Regions from separate parts of the Homo sapiens genome. Here all the other regions are linked to region 3. Evidence: chromatin loops called from intact Hi-C (ENCODE). Cell type or tissue: ascending aorta. All regions are shown on one strand. Links, peaks and the distances in the headings refer to the core of each region. The heading gives the core; the rest is flanking DNA. Region 1 overlaps STK32A (serine/threonine kinase 32A). Region 2 overlaps STK32A (serine/threonine kinase 32A). Region 3 holds the start of STK32A (serine/threonine kinase 32A).

What was found. A loop is a pair of places that touch in the nucleus more often than their neighbours do. Peaks named below come from ENCODE experiments on the same cell type or tissue, not always from the same donor. Only the 100,000 strongest peaks of a DNase experiment are listed, where the experiment ranks them.
Region 1: it touches region 3 in a loop (3-fold over the local background); 4 of 110 quality-filtered maps call a loop at or near these places.
Region 2: it touches region 3 in a loop (4-fold over the local background); 5 of 110 quality-filtered maps call a loop at or near these places.

What each region holds. Positions count from the first base shown.
Region 1 is chr5:147,307,632-147,313,837 of GRCh38, reverse strand. The region is part of intron 4 of STK32A (serine/threonine kinase 32A); the gene reads right to left. Among named protein-coding and RNA genes, the nearest start is that of STK32A, 76 kb to the right of the region's middle. In ascending aorta, for the core only: no CTCF peak of the experiment used is centred there; a DNase peak (open chromatin) is centred at 3,327; H3K27ac peaks cover 1,394 bases.
Region 2 is chr5:147,300,892-147,307,097 of GRCh38, reverse strand. All of the region lies in intron 4 of STK32A (serine/threonine kinase 32A), which reads right to left. Among named protein-coding and RNA genes, the nearest start is that of STK32A, 69 kb to the right of the region's middle. In ascending aorta, for the core only: no CTCF peak of the experiment used is centred there; DNase peaks (open chromatin) are centred at 2,907 and 3,627; H3K27ac peaks cover 3,792 bases.
Region 3 is chr5:147,232,527-147,238,732 of GRCh38, reverse strand. STK32A (serine/threonine kinase 32A) reads right to left here and starts at 3,707. Exons shown (of 13, transcript NM_001112724.2): 1 at 3,534-3,707. STK32A-AS1 (STK32A antisense RNA 1) reads left to right here and starts at 3,874. Exons shown (of 4, transcript NR_147190.1): 1 at 3,874-4,020. In ascending aorta, for the core only: no CTCF peak of the experiment used is centred there; DNase peaks (open chromatin) are centred at 3,792 and 4,242; H3K4me3 peaks cover 2,029 bases; H3K27ac peaks cover 2,052 bases.

The DNA of each region.
Region 1 (6,206 bases), core at 486-5,485, 75 kb before region 3:
TGAAAAGACAAATTCTTCCCCCATTGAATTTTCTTGGCACCCTGGTTAAAAGTCAATTGACTGGAAATATGAGGCTTTATTTTTAGATGCTCAATTCTGTTCCATGTTTATCCTTATGCCAGGACCACCCTATCTTGATTATTGTAGCTTCATAACAACTTTCGAAACTGAAAAGTATGAGCCCTCCAACTTTGCTCTTCTTTTTCAAGATTGTTTTGGCTAGTCTTTGAATTTATTGAATTTTGAGTCCCTTGGATTTCTATACACATTTTAAGATCAGCTTGTGAATTTCTGCAAAGAAGCCAGCTGAGATTTTGATGGGGATTGTATAGAATCTACAGATAAATTTGAGGCCACAGTGCTTTTTTCACTTAACAGTATACTCTGGAGAGCAAACCACACTAGGAAATAGAGACATTTCTCACTTCTTTTCTCAAGTGTGCAGTGCTGCAATTTATGTATGTCACATGATTACTCAACCTGTCCCCACTTGATGAATATTCAGGTTGTTTCCCGGTTTTTGGCTAATATAAATAGTGCAACAGTGAAAAACTCTATGCATCTATCTTTGTTTGTTGTTGTTGTTATTTTGTTTTGTTTTTTAAGACGGAGTCTCTCTCTGTAGCACAGGCTGGAGTGCTGTGGCATATTCATAGTTCCCCGCAGCCTCCACTTCCAAGGCTCAACCTGTCCTTCCATCTCAGCCTCCTGAGTAGCTGAGACTACAGGCATGTACCACCATGACTGGCTAATTTTTTTTTTTTTTTTTTTTTTGTAGAGATGAGGTCTCACTATGTTGCCCAGGCTGGCCTCAAGCAGCCTTCCTACCTTAGCCTCCCAAAATGTTGTGGTTACAGGTGTGAGCCACCACATCTAGCCCAGTAGTAGTACTGGCCCACTGTGGTTGCCTTCTTGTATTCTGGGCAGTCTAATGTCATTATAGATGTATAGAAGAGGGTTTGCTAAAACAAAGATTTGTCAAAACAAAGGGCAAAGGTATATGTAATGTTTGCTTGATATTGCCAAATTTATCTCCATAGGGTGCATATCATTTTGAATTGCCACCAGCAGTACGTCAGTGCCTATTTCAGCGCTTTCTCTCTCTAGAGTACGTTGTCAAATTTTCAGAGGTTTTTAACAGCAGAAAAACTCATCAATAGACCAAGAAGCTTTGGAATTTATAAAATACTTACTTCTCTGTCTCATAAGCAGCCTTACAAAGCTTTTCCAAAGAAAAAATGCACCTTGAATGCCTTCTTTAACACATATAAGTGATCGCACCCACTCTTGTGTATTTTGTGTGTTTATCCAGAATAAACAGCCATATATCTAAAATTCATAAATGTGGACAACTTAGAATTTATGTAGCTCTTTTGGGCAGTAAACAGAATGAATTTGAGAGAACTACCATATAATATTTATAGTAAGTGTTCAGGCCGGGGGCAGTGGTTCACACCTGTAATCCCAGCACTTTGGAAGGCCGAGGTGGGTGGATCACCTGAGATCAGGAGTTTGAGACAAGCATGGCCAATATGGCAAAACCCCGTCTCTACTACAAATACAAAAAAAAATTAGCTGGGCATGGTGGCAGGCTCCTGTATTCCAGCTACTTTGGAGGCTGAGGCAGGATAATCACCTGAACCTGGGGGGCAGAGGTTGCAGTAAGCCAAGATTGTGCCATTGCACACCAGCCTGGGCAACAAGAGTGAAACCCCATCTCAAATAAATAAATAAATGTTCATTAAAACTTCCATTTTAGCAATAAGAAACTTGTACGTAAGTCTTGGAAGACTTAAAGACTCTTGGTTGGAGTTTATCTCCCCTGTAGTTAGTCTTTCCTGGCCTCTCCTTGACAAACGTAAACTAGATGTTACTCCTCTGTGTTTCCCCCTCTGCCCTTCCATAGCACCCAGGTATTTCTCCATTACAGAATGCTTCAGGCCTGGTGCAGATGACTCACGCTTGTAATCCCAATACTCTAGAAGGTAGCACTTTGGAAGGCAGGATGATCGCTTGAGGCCAGGAGTTCAAGGCCAGCCTGGGCAACATAGTGAGACCCAGTCTTAAAAAGGTGTGTTTTTTGTTTGTTGGCTTCTGTTTTTAAATTAGCCAGTATAGTGGCATGCACCTGTAGTCCCAGCTACTTAGGAGGTTGAGGTGAGAGGATTCCTTGAGCCCAGGAGTTCGAGACTGAAGTGAGCTATGATTTTACCACTGTACTCCAGTCTGGGTGACAGAGCAAGACTCTGTCTCTTAAAAACAAAACAAAACACTTCAGAAATCTAGTGGCAGATGGCTGCATTGCATTATATTGTATAATCACCATTAATATTTTCTTTTTGCCTGAATTGCTCACTAATTGAACAAAGAATTTTGTGCCCTGCTCATTTCTAACCATCAGCAACCCCTGGCATATAGCTTGGTACTTAATGAGCACTTGTTCATTCGATGGTCATTTTACAAATATTTTTTGTATATTCATGTTGTGCAAGGTGCTGAGAATAAAGGACTGAACAAAAGGACATGGTTTCCCTCTTCCTGAAGCCAATCATCTATAAAAGATAAACAAATATTTAACAAACAAATATGTAGTTATAGAATATGGCAAGAATTGTGAAAGAAAAGTGAAGGATACTGTGATAGAAACTAACAGAAGGACCCAAGTTTGATTGCAGGGGTCATGAAAACCTCACAGAAAGTAATACTCATATGTGTGTGATTCAAGACATAAACTATAGCCTCAAATAAAATAAACAAAAATCTACAGTTTGCACAGTAAAAAAGATGGGGGGTGATTTTTAAAAATCATATAACAGGTTGCAGATTAGTTTTTCTTGATATTATGATGATTTTTCTGAAGCCCTGACCTTTCTCTGGACAGAGCATTAAATCATATTTCATAATCTGTCGGCTTACATATACTGGCTCTGGAGATTTAATTTATGAAGCTTCTCAAGGGAGAAATTTTGCTATTATTATTTTCTACAGAATCTCTTGAGATGGCCACCTCAGAGAATAATACAGCCAGTAATCAGGCAAAGGGGAATAACAACATTTTGCTCTCCATATAAAAGGGCAAGCCAAGACGGCATGCTCAGATGATAATGAGGAACAATTAAATCAGTCTCTTGCTTATAAAGTTCATCAAGCATCCAGGAAAGAAAAATAAATGTTAGAAGTTAATACTTTTTGTGCTCCATGACAATCATAGACCGATCACAGAGAAACTAGTCTAAGTTGGAGAGCTTGGGTCACTGATGGGATTGGAAATGGCCACTTGTGATTCAGCAAGTGGCTGGGCAGGCCTGGCTGGCGTGGGAGAGGTGCCCGGCGTGCTGAGTCATACATTGTGACTGGCTCTTCTCCAGAGCGGAGAGACAGGAAGTTCAGCTGGCACAATGTATTGTCTACCCTTTGCCTCTCCAGCCAGAAAGGCAATTTATTTCCTTATTGACCAAGCTACACCATGTTCAGAATTGCAGGTCAGAGGGGGATGAACTAGAATTACTACCAAGTGAAGAGATTCTTACTCAGCCTTCACGCCTTCATCCCAGGCTCTCTACTTTTAATGCACCCAATGTTCCTTTACCCGTCTAGTGATTATAGCCAAACTAGACCAACTGCCTCTTCAGAAATGTTTTGCTTTTCCCCTGTCTCTGCTCTTATCTCAGGGGCTCTACTATTCTCTATTTCTGATGTCCAGCAGTAGAAACGCTACCAGGAACGCAGGAATAATACGACATAATGGTTTTTCTCAGACCTAAGAATATTAAAGTATCAGTGGTGATTTTGTTTTACTAAAATATTTTAATTTATCATGTTAAATGGCTCTTTGAAATTTTTAAGTTGATTTTGCAGTTGTAGCTAATTTTAAAATGTTTGGTTTAAGAGTTGTAAAAGTAATGATACATATATAATAACATTAAAATAAAATATATGTTAATGCTGAGGGTCTTAGAGAATTTGGGAGTCGGGAGTTAGAATCCAGCTTTGTCATCACTTCCTGTTTTTGTGGCTATCGAAAGAAATGGAACGTGTCATCATCAGCATACTTATTTACAGGAACTAGTAGTTGAAGATATATGAAATTATACATGTAATATATTAGTACAGCACCTCAAAAGTAGTAAATTCTTAAAAATATTAGTTGTCTTAAAAAGTGACATTGCATATATACGATTCTTTAAGTTTCCCCAAGAATTTCCTTCTTGAGTTTCCTTTCTACAACTACGCTTTTCAATTCATCAAACTTAGTCACAGTGAGAATACCTCACCCAATTAAACTCCAATCCTGCTTAAACTCAATATGCTTTTAAACAGCAACAAAAATGAACTGGTGATCTATTAAGTGCAATCTAAGGAGAAAAATACAAATCTGCAGGATAGATTCTTGTTTAATTATAACTACAAGTCTCAAATGGATACTTAGAAAATCCTATTCTAATTCTCTACTAATTTCACAGATCTTCTCGGCATCTCAAAATTTCCTATACTCTGACCACCTTCATTCTCAGTGGATGGCCTCATATACCACAGGGAAAACACAGGCAATGGCATAAGAACTATTTCATCTGCCCTCTGAGAAGCCCAGCAGCTCACACACATACAGACTTCAAACTCTGCTTTCTCTCCTAGTACATGAAGGAAGGGTCCCCACTTCCACCTAAGGTCAGCTCATTCACCTGTGCCCTGAGTCACATTCATCTCACCACCTGCAGGACCTGACTTGGCAATCATCCCCGCTCTTTACTACATTACCAATTTCTTCCTCTCAGTTGGCTCATTCTTGTTACCATTCAAACTTGTCTATGTACATCCTAAAATATATGTAGGAATATATATAAATAGAATACATATTTATAAATAATAAATAACATACATAAATAATGTATGAATAATAATATAAAAAATATAAAAAACAAATATTTTATTGTAGCCAGTAATATACACAAGAGGATAATAGAACATGACCAACTAGCATTTACTTTTGGAAATCAAGATTGCTTTAATATTTACAAATCAACTTGCTTCACTCACAATAGAAATGACCTCAGTAAAACAAAAGTATTTGATAAAATATTGTACTCATTCATGTTAAAAAAAAAAAAAACTTCTAGTGACTTAGGACAGAAAAGAAACTTTCTTATTGTGATAAAGGATATCTACAAATAGCCTACAGCAAATATTTTATAAACTCTTGATATATTGAAAACCTTCCCTGTGAACTCGGGAAAAAGAGACAAAGATGTCCATTATCACTACTTTTATTCAACATTGTTCTCAATGCATGTGCAATATGCATGGAAAGAAAAGGCAAGATTGAAAGGGAAGAAATGAACCTGCCACTATTAGTAAATCACATGAATGTAAATATTGAAAATCCAAGAAAACCTATGGGACAACTAGTATAATTAATAAGAGAATTTAGCCAGGTCACTGAACACAAAGTCAATATTAATAATCAATTGTATTTTAGTATATAAGCATCAAACTAGCAAGAAATACAATTTTGATAAATAATACCACTTGTAATCTTATCAAATACCTAGTCATCAGTCTAAAGACAAATACGCTAGACCTCTACATGAAAAACTAAAACCAAAGAGAGAAATTAAGGAATATCTACATAAATAAGGAAATGTATACGCATATATATGTATATGCATGTACACACATATATATATATATATATATATATAAAATGTATGAATTGGAAATTTGATATTTTAAAAAGATGTTAGTTATCCCTGAATTAATCTATAGACTCCATGTACCCAATATACATACCAGCAGCTTTAAAATACAAATTGAAAAGCTACTTATGAAATTTATATGGAATTTTAAAGAACCAACTGTAGCCAACATAATCCAAAGATGAATTACTGAAAATCCAGTATAAAACTACAGTAATTAAAACAGAGTGATAAATATGCAAGAGTATACAAATGAATCAATGGAACAGAGTCAGGAAACCCATACATAGATGGTGACTTGATTAATAACAAATATGGTTCTGTGGTGACGTAAGGAAAGTATAAGCTCATCAACAAATGGCTAAGGGTCAATTACTTATTTATATGAAGACAAAATAAAACTTGATCCTAGACTGTAGATCTAAATGTGAAAGCTAAAACAGTGAAGCTTCTAGGAAACAGGATAGAATAGCTCCACGTTGGCATAGGCAAAGATTTTTTTTTTTTTTTTTT
Region 2 (6,206 bases), core at 305-5,304, 69 kb before region 3:
TCTGGTATATTATGGTCGCTATATTTTTTACCCATAAAAACAAAAGATAGGTTATTCAATGTCTCATTTAGTGTTAGTAACTCTGTTCTACCCTCCTCAACATATGACAAGAAACTCCTGACTCAGGGTAGAGTTCTACATACATAATATTAAAAATGATTCCACACTTTCTTCTAAAATGTATCAATTACATGTAGGCTATATGCCTATTGTCAGGCATAGTTATATGTACTTTTTCTAGACACTTTCCCTACTGATAAACGCATCTTTCTTTTTATTTGTTTTATTTGGTTTCCATGCAGAAAAATTATGTGATTTATCCCTTTCCTTAGAAATATTTATGTTAAGTCATTCAAACATCTTAGATAATTCACTACTTCTTTATCTGAGCAGAAGATTTAAAATTTATTATACCTTTATATGTAAGCAAGCAAATGACATTCCAGTGCTAGGAAGCTAACACATGTCAGTGAAGATACTGAATTTTGAATTAATTAAAATCTGTTGATTTTATATATGATACAATATAAAATATTATATATAATACATTTTAAATATGTGTTACAAATTATAATAAATATTTATTATTGCCAACTTGATAGTAACAAATAACACAAATCACAAAGGTTAACACTTTTTTCTCTTTGCCACATATCTTCTGAAAATTTCCTTCTCCTCCATTTCAGCACCTGGAACAACACCTGACTTGGTATGTGCTAAATAAAAGTTTTTAAAAAACTTTTAAAAAGACTTGTATATAGAATATATAAAGAGCTTTCATGGATCAATAAGAAAAAGAGGCAACCGATAGAAAGATGGTTAAAAGAGTCAAACAAGCACTTCCCAACAAAGGGATTATAAATGGTCAATAAGCAAAAATATGCCCAAACTCATAAGTCACCAGAAAAATGCAAATTAAAACCACAGGGAGATACCATTACACATTTGCTGGAACACCCAGAGTTAAATAAACTGATAATATCCAGTGTTGGTGATGCTTTGGAGCAACTTGACTTTTCATACATTGCGGATGTGAGTATAAACTGGCACAAGCTCTTTGGAAAATTGTTTGCCAGCTAAACCTATGTAAACCCTAGGACCCAGTGATTTAATTCTTAAGTTTATATTCCAAAATATGTGTAGAAAAATAAGAAGTACACATATTTTGGAATATAAACTTAAGAATTAAATCACTGGGTCCTAGGGTTTACATGTGTACAAAAGTACACATATTTTGGAGTTTGCCAAAAGAACAAATAAGAATGTTAATAGTAGTACTCTGCGAAAGTCTCAAATTGCAAACGATCCAAATGCCTATCAATGGTAAAAAACGTAAATGAACCATGGAGTATTTATACAATGGAATACAATACAGAAATGGCAAGACACTATTGCTACCTGTCACAACATGAATCTCAAAACTCATTTTGTACCTCTCCTCCTCTACTTGGAAAATAAAATCACTCATTAAATGATTTAATTTCTCATTTTCTCATTAAGCCTCTCCCTTTACTCCCTTTGGTCTTTTGTCCCACCATGTGGAGTTGGCTCTTATTAAGATCTTGATAGAGACAGGAGACAGCCAAGGGTCCCGGAGAAACCCAGCCTCCAAGTCTAAAACAGCCTGAAGGCTGAAAAACCGGACTGCTGGTCCTGGATGAAGCCCGCGCTTTCCTGGCTCATTCTCTCTAAATAATGCCCACTTGCGCACTGAGGGAAGTGGGTGGAGCCAGGGGAAGTTCGCGCTGTTTGCAGGGGGAGGAGCCTGGCCTCTTCAGTTTCCGTGTGGTAACCTATCTGTGAGGCAGGAGGTTGTTGGCAAGACTCCCTCTCGCTTTGCTGAGGGTTTTTCTTTCTTTTTCCTTTTCTCCCAATAAATGTTTTCCTCACCCTTCTATGTGTCTGCAAGCCTAATCTTCCCTGGTCATGTGACAAGAGCCCAGTTTTAGCTGACCTAAGGAGAAAGTTCTGCAACAATCTCAATATATTTTTTTAATTTTTTTTTTAGTTTTTTAGAGCAGAGTCTTGCCCTGTCACCCAGGCTGGAGTGCAGTGGAGTAATCACTTCAAACTCCTGGCCCAAGGGATCCTCCCACCTCAGCCTCCAAAGAAGCTGAGATTACTCAGCTAATTATTTTATTCTTATATTTTGTAGAGATGAGTTCTCACTATGTTGCCTAGGCTGGCCTCAAACTCCTGACCTCAAGTGATCCTCCTGCCTCAGCCTCCCAAAACACTGGGACAAGGTCACAATATTTATCTTCTCAAGTAAGGGGTCTGCTCTTTTTGTCTTCTTCTTCTTGACCTTGCAGCAGCATCTGAAATGGTTTTCCCTCCTTCCTTTCTGAAAAACTTTTCTCTCTGGAAGATTCCAGGATGGCAGACTCCCCTGACTTACCCATAGCTTGTTGATTAGCTTCATGACTGTTGTCTTTCTGTCTAGTTTCCTGAATCTTCCTCCTCTACCAGAACTATTAGAGAGCAATGTCTTTAGTCCTCAGACTTTCTGTTCCATCTAGTCTCTTTCCCAAGGTGCTCCCTTCAAGTCCCTGGTCTAAATGGCATCTAACAGCCAGTGATTCCCATATTTTTGTTTTGTTGGACTTTATACTCCCTGAATTTCCCTTTGAACTCCAGATTCACTTACTGCCTATTCAAGAGCTCTATCTGAATTACTAAGGGGCAGTTCAAAATTAACAGAGCTAAAAGAGTTTTCCTGATTTTCACAATGAATCTGCTCCTCCTCCAATCTCCCCATCTAAATGAATGACATGATCATCTAAGTTGCTTAGGCTAACAATCCAGGAGTCATTTATTTTATTCTTTCTTTGAGCTAAGGGGCAGGAATGTTTTCTGAGCAAGGCCAGTTGGATTCTCTCCCAGGACTTTCAATCTTGAGTGGGTGACACAAGGTTAGAAAATTGGTTGGAGCTGACTCATGTCCGCCCAGACAGCTTAAGAGTCTATTCAATAGTTCCTGCTACCTAGATTTCCAGATTGCCCTTTGTCCCTAATCTTTGTGAAACCTGCTACTTCAGCTGTGCTTCTGAATCTTTACCCCATATCCATCCAGTGAGTTTCTTTTGAGCTTAAATTTTCTAGTGGCTCCTTGCGTTGTTTTCAATAAAGGATGAGTAAATGAATATGTGAATATCTGCATTATAAAGACTCAGCTTCCTGTTCATCAGTCAGTCAACATCTCTAGGTGGAACAATTACTGCGTACTGGCCACAGAATAACACTTCTCTACTAAGTTCTTCTTCAGAAACTGTGCTCCCTTCTTCTCTACTTTTGCAAGTTCATCAGGGTCATATGCCAAAACAACTTCTTCCTTGAACCCTTTCAGAGCACTACAAGGACTCAATAACATCATGTGGCTCTGAGTTCTTGCAGTGTTTATAGTTTCTACCATTTCCTTGATCATTTTGTGGACTGCTTAAACATATTTTATGTATTACGGTGGATTGTTTGCAAAACTGGCCACAGTAATATCTCTGCCTGGCTTTTTGCAATGTTGACTTTGCCGTGCCACTCATCAGAAGTGGAGCCTATTTCTACACCCCTTGAATCTGAGCCTGACTTCGTGATTTACTTTAGCCAATAGGATAGAAAATGTGACTGTGGCAGAGGCTGAAAAAGTGCTTGCTCATTAAGTTTGTCAGCTGTTGCTGTTAGGAACCCTTCCACCCGCACGTGAAGAAGCCAGGGTTAGTCTCATGGCAGAAGAAAAAGGTTAGGCTAGCCCCCGCCTTCAAGGCCTAGATGGATAGTTTTGAATCACTGACTCACATAACAGCCCAGACTGGAAGAACTTCCTGGCCAATCTACAGAATCATGAGACATCAATACTTGCTGTTTTGAGTTAATAAGTTTTGGGGCAGTTTGTTACATAGCAAAATCTGTCATAATGCATCTAATTCTTAATCTAAAAGCACGTCTATACAGCCCTTGAATATTGGGAAGCGTCTTCTTTTAACAGGATTTTACATTATGTGTGTAAATGTGTATGTATGTTTAGGGATGATGCACCTGATAAAATGATCTTTTATATCCTTACTAGCTCTAATTTGTATAGATTCCTCTAAAAAGGATGGAATTTGACCTCCATTGCATCTCTATTGCCATCCCAGAAGACTTAGGTCCAAATAACATGTACTGGGAAGAAATATATACTGAAAAGAAACAAAGAGTGTTTATGCTTAGGAAATTTAGGAATTCTCCCCACAACAATGAAACATTCTAATAAAACATGTTTAATAATATAAGTATAAAATAAAATAAAATTTCAGGATCTTCTAAATTGATTTTGACAAGGGGGAAGTTAAGCCCTGGAAACTGAGTGAGTCGCATGGCATGTCTGCAATTCTGCATCTTAGATTATAGCTTACCTCTCTTCCTCATTGTTCTTATTCTATAAATGACTAGAAGAGACCAGACCTCCCCTTTCCAATCACTGATCTTTGTTATAGATTAACTGCCTCCCTATAGTCTTGTACCTAACTCAGACATGATGGTGCCCAAGGCCCCATGACAATTACATCTTCAGAGTAGAATGTTTAAATATACATTTCTCAAAAGAAAAAGACCACTTTGACTAATCAGATTGTTGTAACTATGCATTAAACCTTACATAGAAAGATGGTGAAATTCTGTTAAACTTCCCTGAACTTTGTCTATAAATGATCCCCAATGTCTACACTTCGGAACTCTGACTTCCATTCCTTGAATTCTGTTTCCTGGGGGGCTTGTCCTCAAACTTTGTACTCGAATAAACTCACTTTAAACTAGATTCTGACCCTTTTGATTACTTTATGTTGATAACAGAAAACAATTACAATAAAACGTTGCTTGAAATAAGCAATCTTGTGAATGGCATAGATAGTAAAAAGTGAAATATGTTGAAAAATATAGGGAAAACAATGGGAATGAATTGCACTAAATACTAATAGTGTTTGTAATAAGCAGAATAAAGGCTCCCCAAAGCTGTCCACATTATAATCTCCAGAACCTGCAAATATGTTTTCTTTTGTGGCAAAAGGGACTTTAAGGCCCATCATCAGATAGAGAGGTGATCCTGCATTATCCAAGTAGGCCCAATGTAATCACAAGGGGCCTTAAAAGATGAATAAGGAGAACATGAAGTCAGAGTCAGAGAGAGGTTTGAAGATAGTATGCTGCTGGCTTTGAAGATAAAGGAAGGGGCCACAAGCCGAGAATACAGGCAGCCTCAAGAAGCTAGAAAAGATAATGAAACAGATTCTCACCTGGAGGCTCTGGAAGAAACACAGCCCTGGTGACACATTGATTTTAGCCTAGGGAGACTGATTTTGGACTTCTGACTTCCAGAATTGTAAGATACTAAATCTATGATGTCTCAAGCCACCAGGTTTGTGGCAATTTGTTACCGCAGCAACGGAAAACTAATACAGCAGATATTTCTGCGTGATGAAATACAGGTTTTTATTTTTTCATTAGAACTTTCTGTGTTTCCACATTTACAAAATATGTATTATTTTATATTCAAAAAATTAGATTTAAATTTATAAAAACATAGAATAAAACAAAAGACTTTCTAGTGCTCAGGTTCAAGTTTAGGTGCAGTTGTCCACTCAAGAATCTTTTCTGGCTATGGGGAAGCAGGGACATTTCATTTCTAGCAAAGGAAACCAAAAATATTTCACCCCAAATACACTTATTTGACATATCTTGAGATGGTGCTTCAGAAGAAGGCATGCACACAGGAATAACCCTGAAAAGCTACCTTTCATGGAGATGATTTGTATCTATAGGAAAAAAAAAATACATTAGTGAAATAAACAACCAGGCATTCTCTGAGGACCTCCCCATGATCAGATCTCCCAACCACAGACTATCATCTATTCTTTCTGAGAGTTGCTACTTGTGAGATTTCATCTACATAACAAGGACCACCTTTGCCCCAGGACTTTCTTTCTCTCCCTTCACCCATAATCTATTTTTCCAAGCTCTTTCTGTAACCTCAAGATGGCATAAAAGTGTCAACCATCTACCCCTTTCTGTGAATTTCCATATTGCAAACAAATTTTGTGTGCTTTTTCTCCTATGAATCTGCCTTTTATCAGTTGATTCTCAGTGAACCTTCAGAGGGTGAAGGGGAAATTTTCCCTTGGCCCCTGTGCCAGAAGAAGTGTCACTCAGTTGTTGTGTAAAGTCACCATTTATCAACC
Region 3 (6,206 bases), core at 799-5,798:
GTTAAATAATACACATATATATAACTCTGTTATATCATACGTATGTTATATCACATTTATATATATGTATTGAGTTACATAAATGTATGATATGCATACATTTAACTGAATACACAAAACATTTTCATAGCATAAGTGCTCAAAACTGTTAGCCGCTCTGAGGCTCAAATTAAATGATATGTGTGAACAAGAAAAGATCCTGAAAACTACGGCTTTGCTCCACTTTAAAACATAATGGTAAAGAGAGGCAGCATCCTGTGTTCCAGTCCTAAAACTGACACTGATAATGCCTTTGGCCCAGTTATGTAACCTCTCACCTCTAGAATGGGGGAAATGACAGTGTCTACCTCAGGAGTGACAAGCTGGGATCCCTATAGGAGCCAGGCAGATGATGCAAATGAGTGAGCCAGACTGGGCATTTAACATTAGTGCATTGGGCAGACAATGGTGGCAATGGCTCCATCCAAATAAAGTAATTGTGCTCAGATCAAACAGATTGTCACCACATGGAAACATGAGCCCAGATCTTCAGATCTATCCCCCAAATGGGGTAAAGGTCTAGATTTTGTACAAAATAATATTTTAAAATTCTACTCAGCTATCTGGCTTAAGAAAATTTCATGCTTAGCACATATATGGTCATGGATACATATAATGAGACAATGTATATAAGGTAATTGGCACAATGCCTAGCACATGATATGCAAAGAATGAATGTTAGCTCCTGCTATTTCTAAGAGTAGCAGAATTTCCTTATTGCGTATTTTTAAAAAAATAGTTGATTTCCTCCTGAGCTCTTTACATGTGAAGGGAATATTGATTACAGGCAGAATTGGAGAAAGTGTTAAGGATGAGTTATTGAAAAAGAACTTATGAAACCCCTAAGGAAGTGTAGAAGAAAAGCTCGTTTTCCCATTAGGAAAATGTAAGTAAACCCTTCATTTGGAAGGCAGACTCAGACTCATTAAGGAAATGCTACTTTTCATACTAAAAACCAACTGCTGGCAAAGTGCCTTATGGACTTTAGCAAGAATCATTAAATAGAGAGCAAAGAGAGTCATTAATTAGGAAGCAACCAATTAAATGGTATGAGAGAGGGAGTGAGTAGGGGTAGGTGGTCACAGGTGGCTGATGGAAGCTCAGTGGAATTATTGAGACCCAGGAAGATAGAACTCAACCATTTCTCCAGGATAAAAAATCAAAAAGAGTTTAACTCCAGCAGACAAGGGAGTTAAGAAGTAAGTGGGATGCACTTTTTATTGTGAGTGTTTTATTGTGAGTTAGGGAGAAGCAAATGGGGTGGTCTTTGTGCTTTATTATTGCATTTAAAATCCAAATGAGGGATAGTGTAAGGACTGAACCACTGATGGCACTAGAAAGAGATGAATGGTCCTAAAGAGAACATTAATTTTTTTTTTTTGAGATGGAGTCTTGCTCTGTTGCCCAGGCTGGAGTGCAGTGGCACCATCTCGGCTCACTGCAAGCTCTGCCTCCTGGGTTCACGCCATTCTCCTGCCTCAGCCTCCCAAGTAGCTGAGACTACAGGCACCCGCCACCATGCCCGGCTAATTTTTTTGTATTTTTAGTAGAGATGGGGTTTCACCATGTTAGCCAGGATGGTCTCGATCTCCTGACCTTGTGATGCACCCACCTCGGCCTCCCAAAGTGCTGGGATTACAGGCTTGAGCCACCGTGCCTGGCCGGGAGAACATTAATTTTAAGGATTTGCAGTTGTTAACTGCAGGCAGAGGCTACATTGTCTTTTATTTTGTGCTTAAAACCTGAGTACATGTAGTTTTCACAATGCACCCCAGTCCTGTCATTCTTATATCTTTCTTCACACCTCAGGTTTTTCTCAAGTAGCCTGTCATCCTGCAACATAAGATATACCAAGCACTGACCTTGCAAGTTGTCGAATCAGAAAGAGAAAGAGGAAGGAATATTATCGCAATTTTCCATGTTTCAGAATTTCATTCTGATGTGCACACAATTTTGTTCACCACGGACCAAGTGATTTTTAGTGGGAAGATAATATGCAAACAGGGAACCATTTTTGTGTGTGTCTGTGGAAGGGGGAAGCAGATGGAACCACTGGGTGGTCGTTTAGTATCTTCTTCATTGCACCTAACATACACAATCCAGTTTAAAATTATTTTTCATTTTCTCTCCCATGTGGATAACCAAATTAGATTTTTTTTTTCATATTCAGAAAGAAATCTACCTTTCTCTCGCAGGAAAATGGAGACATGTCCTTTCCATTCTGCTGAAGAGCCCAGTAGAGCTGTAGGACTCTCTTTTACCAACCCCCCAGCCCTTCCTGATCTCCAGGCACTAGGTCTGCAGTGTTACCTAAGCATCATTTTGAGATGTGAAGAGGACAGCTACCATCCATGAAAATGAAAATCCAAAGCATATGAAATGTAAAAGGAGGAGAAATTTGTCTTGCAGGGACACAGGGAGTTTTCAGAGTCTACCCTGACCTGGCCGATTATCAGATTATTAACTGGGAAATAGTTCCCTAATACCAACCTTTCATCTTTGGCCTGTAATTTGGGGGTTGTCAACAGGTAAGCTTCTCTAACCACCAAGCCTCCCTAGATAAAGAGGTGTGGTCTTCTAGGATTGGAAAACATAGGAGGTGATGCAAGAAAGTTGCAACTTTTGATTAAACATTTTAGGTTTCATTGTCACAGAATGTGCATAGACACAACTTATTTTGTTTGCATTTGAAAAACAGAACTTCTTAGTTTAAGAAATATTTTAAAAATAGGGGGCAAAAACATGAAAAATGCCCAAGTTAATAACACTCTCAGTTAACAATTGTTTATATTTGGTCATCTTTATATCATCATTTTTATTTTTAAAGCATTTTAGGGAAATATTATTTCCACCTTAATCCTAAAGTCCAATTGATTTCCCTTTCACACTTTCCAAAGACAGCCACAATCACGGATGTGATAAACATTTTACAGTCCCCCTTCTATGATTTTACAAACATGACAAGTGTCTTAAAATAAGTCACCTAAATGGCATGAGAGAGTGGATATATTTTGCATCTTGCTGTGTCTATCTGCCATCATACTTCTGAAATCTAGGTACAGGCATGCTGATCCCTACAGCTCTGATTTTAGCTTTTTAAGTGCTGCATAGCAGTCCGTTGTGTGAATACACCACATTTTATTTTTTAAGTCCTGGGGGAAAAAGTCCTTGTGGAGATGAAGCAATCATCAAAGGCAGCTAGGTTTTGCTTGTTTAGATGCTGGAGAACAAGCAGAAACACCTCCACTCACTTGTCTCAACCCAGCAAATATTTATTGAAGTCTGTCTGGGTCTGCACATGAGTCAGTGCCAGGCAGGGGAACCTGGATGGAGTGCAAAATAGCTGGAATTGGCCCTAGCCTGCATTTAGTTTTGTGAGTTATCTTGATCAGCAGCCTTTGTCTTCTCTTCTCCTTGCACTTCCTAGCTTCCCAACAGTACCCTTAGTATGCAGGTTTATTGTTATTATTCGTTAAATCTAGACCACCACTCACCTAGTCTCGATTCTTCCTTCATTCCTCCCATGAGGCTCGGAGCGATGCTTTCATCCAGGGAACAGGGACTAAGAGAAGAACTCCAAGAGCAAGGAGCAAGAAAAGGCACCTATCTGCCCGGAAGCGGCGGAGGCTGCGAGCGCCGGGCTGGGCTGGGCTGGGCTGCGCTGGACTGAGCTGGGCTGGGCTGGGGAGGCACCTGCGGCTGCCAAGGGGTCCGAGCGCCGCCCAGCGCACAGCTACCCCGGAGGGGCGGCTCCTTGGCCAGGGAAGGAGGCGGGATCTGCTTGCCAGCGGGCGTCTCCGCTTAGCGCTCTCTCCAGAAACCGCTGGGCAGTCTCCTGGGTGAGCGCCAGACGCCTGGGGTCCGTTTGCCGCCTGCTGAGACTAGACAAGGACCCCGGGAGGGCGACGTTGGGGGAGAGGGCTACGGATGGAGGTCCCGCCGCGCTTGGGCCGGGTCCGGAGCCACCAGGACGCACAGCGGGTACTATTACGCCCCATATCACGGGAACTGCCTCACCCCCCCTGCGATGTGGATCGTAATAGCCGGGGGGGGGGGGGGGGGAGAAGGGGGGTGCTATTACTCTCCATATCGCCGGGGGTGCCTCACCCCCCTGCGATGTGGATCCTAAAAGCCGGGGGGTTGAGGGGGAGAGGGCGGTGCTATTACTCCTCATATCGCGGGGGAAGCCTCACTCCCCTGCGATGTGGATCGTAATAGTCGGGGGGGAAAGGGGGACGCTATTAATCCCCATATGGCAGGAGGGTGCCTCACACCCCAGCGATGTGGCTCGTAGTAGCCAGGGAGGGAGGGGGGGTCCTATTACTCCCCATATGGCGGGGTGTGCCTCACCCTCTTGCTATATGGGAATTAATAGCATTCTCTCCCCTCTTGGACATTAGAAACAATTTCACAGTGTGTGTGTACACAGCCTGCGATATTGAAACTAACAGCATCCTATCCACCTCCGGTTATTAGGAACAATATCACAAAATGGTGTACACTCTTTGCGAGACTTGGAGTTCTATCGTGCTGTGTTTCCCTGAATATTCGTAGAAATGTGACAGCGTGGGTGTACACCCACTACTATATTGGGAGTAACTTCGTACTCCACCCCCTGGAAATTAGGAGAAATATCACGGAAGGGGTGTAAAGCCACTGCGATATTTGAAATAATATCATGCCCTCACCCACTAGTTATTAGGAACAATATCACAGGACGGTGTATACCTTCTACAGTATTGGGAGTAATATCATCATCTCTTTCTTTAGATATTAGGAACAATATCAAAGGGGGTTGCACACCCAGTGTATTATTGGAAGTAATATCATTCTCTCTTCTTCTAGATTTTAGGAATCATATCACAGGCAGGGTGTACCACCCTTATTATATTAAAAGTAATGTTATCTCCTTTCGACCTGGATATTAAGAACAATAAGAAATGCGTTCTGTACATCCTTTGAATATTGGTAGTAATACCATCTTTTCCCTTCCTGGATTTAAGAAACAATATGACTTGTGGGGTGTCCACCCCTTGCAATATTGGGAGTAATATCACCTCTCCCCATGAGGTTATTAGGGACAAAATCACAGGGTGGGTGTACACTTCCTACGTTATTAAGAGTAATATCATCCACTTTCCCCCTTTATATCAGGAACCATATCACAGAAGAGGTGTACACCCCCTGTGATATTGTCAGTAATATCATCTCTTCCCCCCTGGATATTAGGAGCAAAACCACAGGGGGGATGTACACCCACTGCGATATTGAAAGTAATAGCAGCCTCTTTCCCGCTGGATATTAGGAAGTATATCACAGGTGTGTGTGCACCTTCTGCGATATTGGTAGTAATATAAACCTCTACTATGCTGCCTATTAGGAAGAATATACAGTGGGGGGCGGGGGGGTTACAACCCCTGCGACATTGGGCATAATATTATTATTTTTCCCTGTACATTAAAAACTCTATCAAAGGGGTCTGTACACCTTCTGCGATATTGGGATCAATTTTATTCTCTCCCCCACTGAATGTTAGAAACAATATTACAGAAGGGTGTACACTTCCTGCGATATGGCCAGTAATATCATCATCTCCTTCCCTGGATATTAGGAACAATATCACCATTTGTGTACATCCCTTGCGCTGTTGGGAGTAACATTATTCTCTCTTCCCCTTGATATTAGAAATAATATCACAGGCGGAGTGTACACCCCACCCCCTGCGATACTGAAGGTAATATCATTCTTTTTTAACTTAGATATAAGGAACAGTATCACAGGGGGCGTGTACACTTTCTTCGATACTGGGAGTAATACCATCCTCTCAACCCGTAAAGAGCAGGAAAAATATCAAAGAATGTTTGTACACCACTTGCGATATTGGGAGTAACATCATCCTCCCCTCACCTGGGTATCAGAAAAAATATCATGGGGCATGGATGTACACCACCTGCGATACTGGGAGTAATATAATGTTCTATCCCCATGGATATTGAGAACAATATCACAGAGGTGGTGTACATCCTCTGCGTTACTGCGAGTAATATCATCCTCACCCCCCCTAGATATTAGGAGCAATATCACAGGAGGATTATACACCCGCTGCAACATTGGGAGTAATATCATCCTTTCCCTTCTGAATATTAGGAACCATATCTCATGGGGGA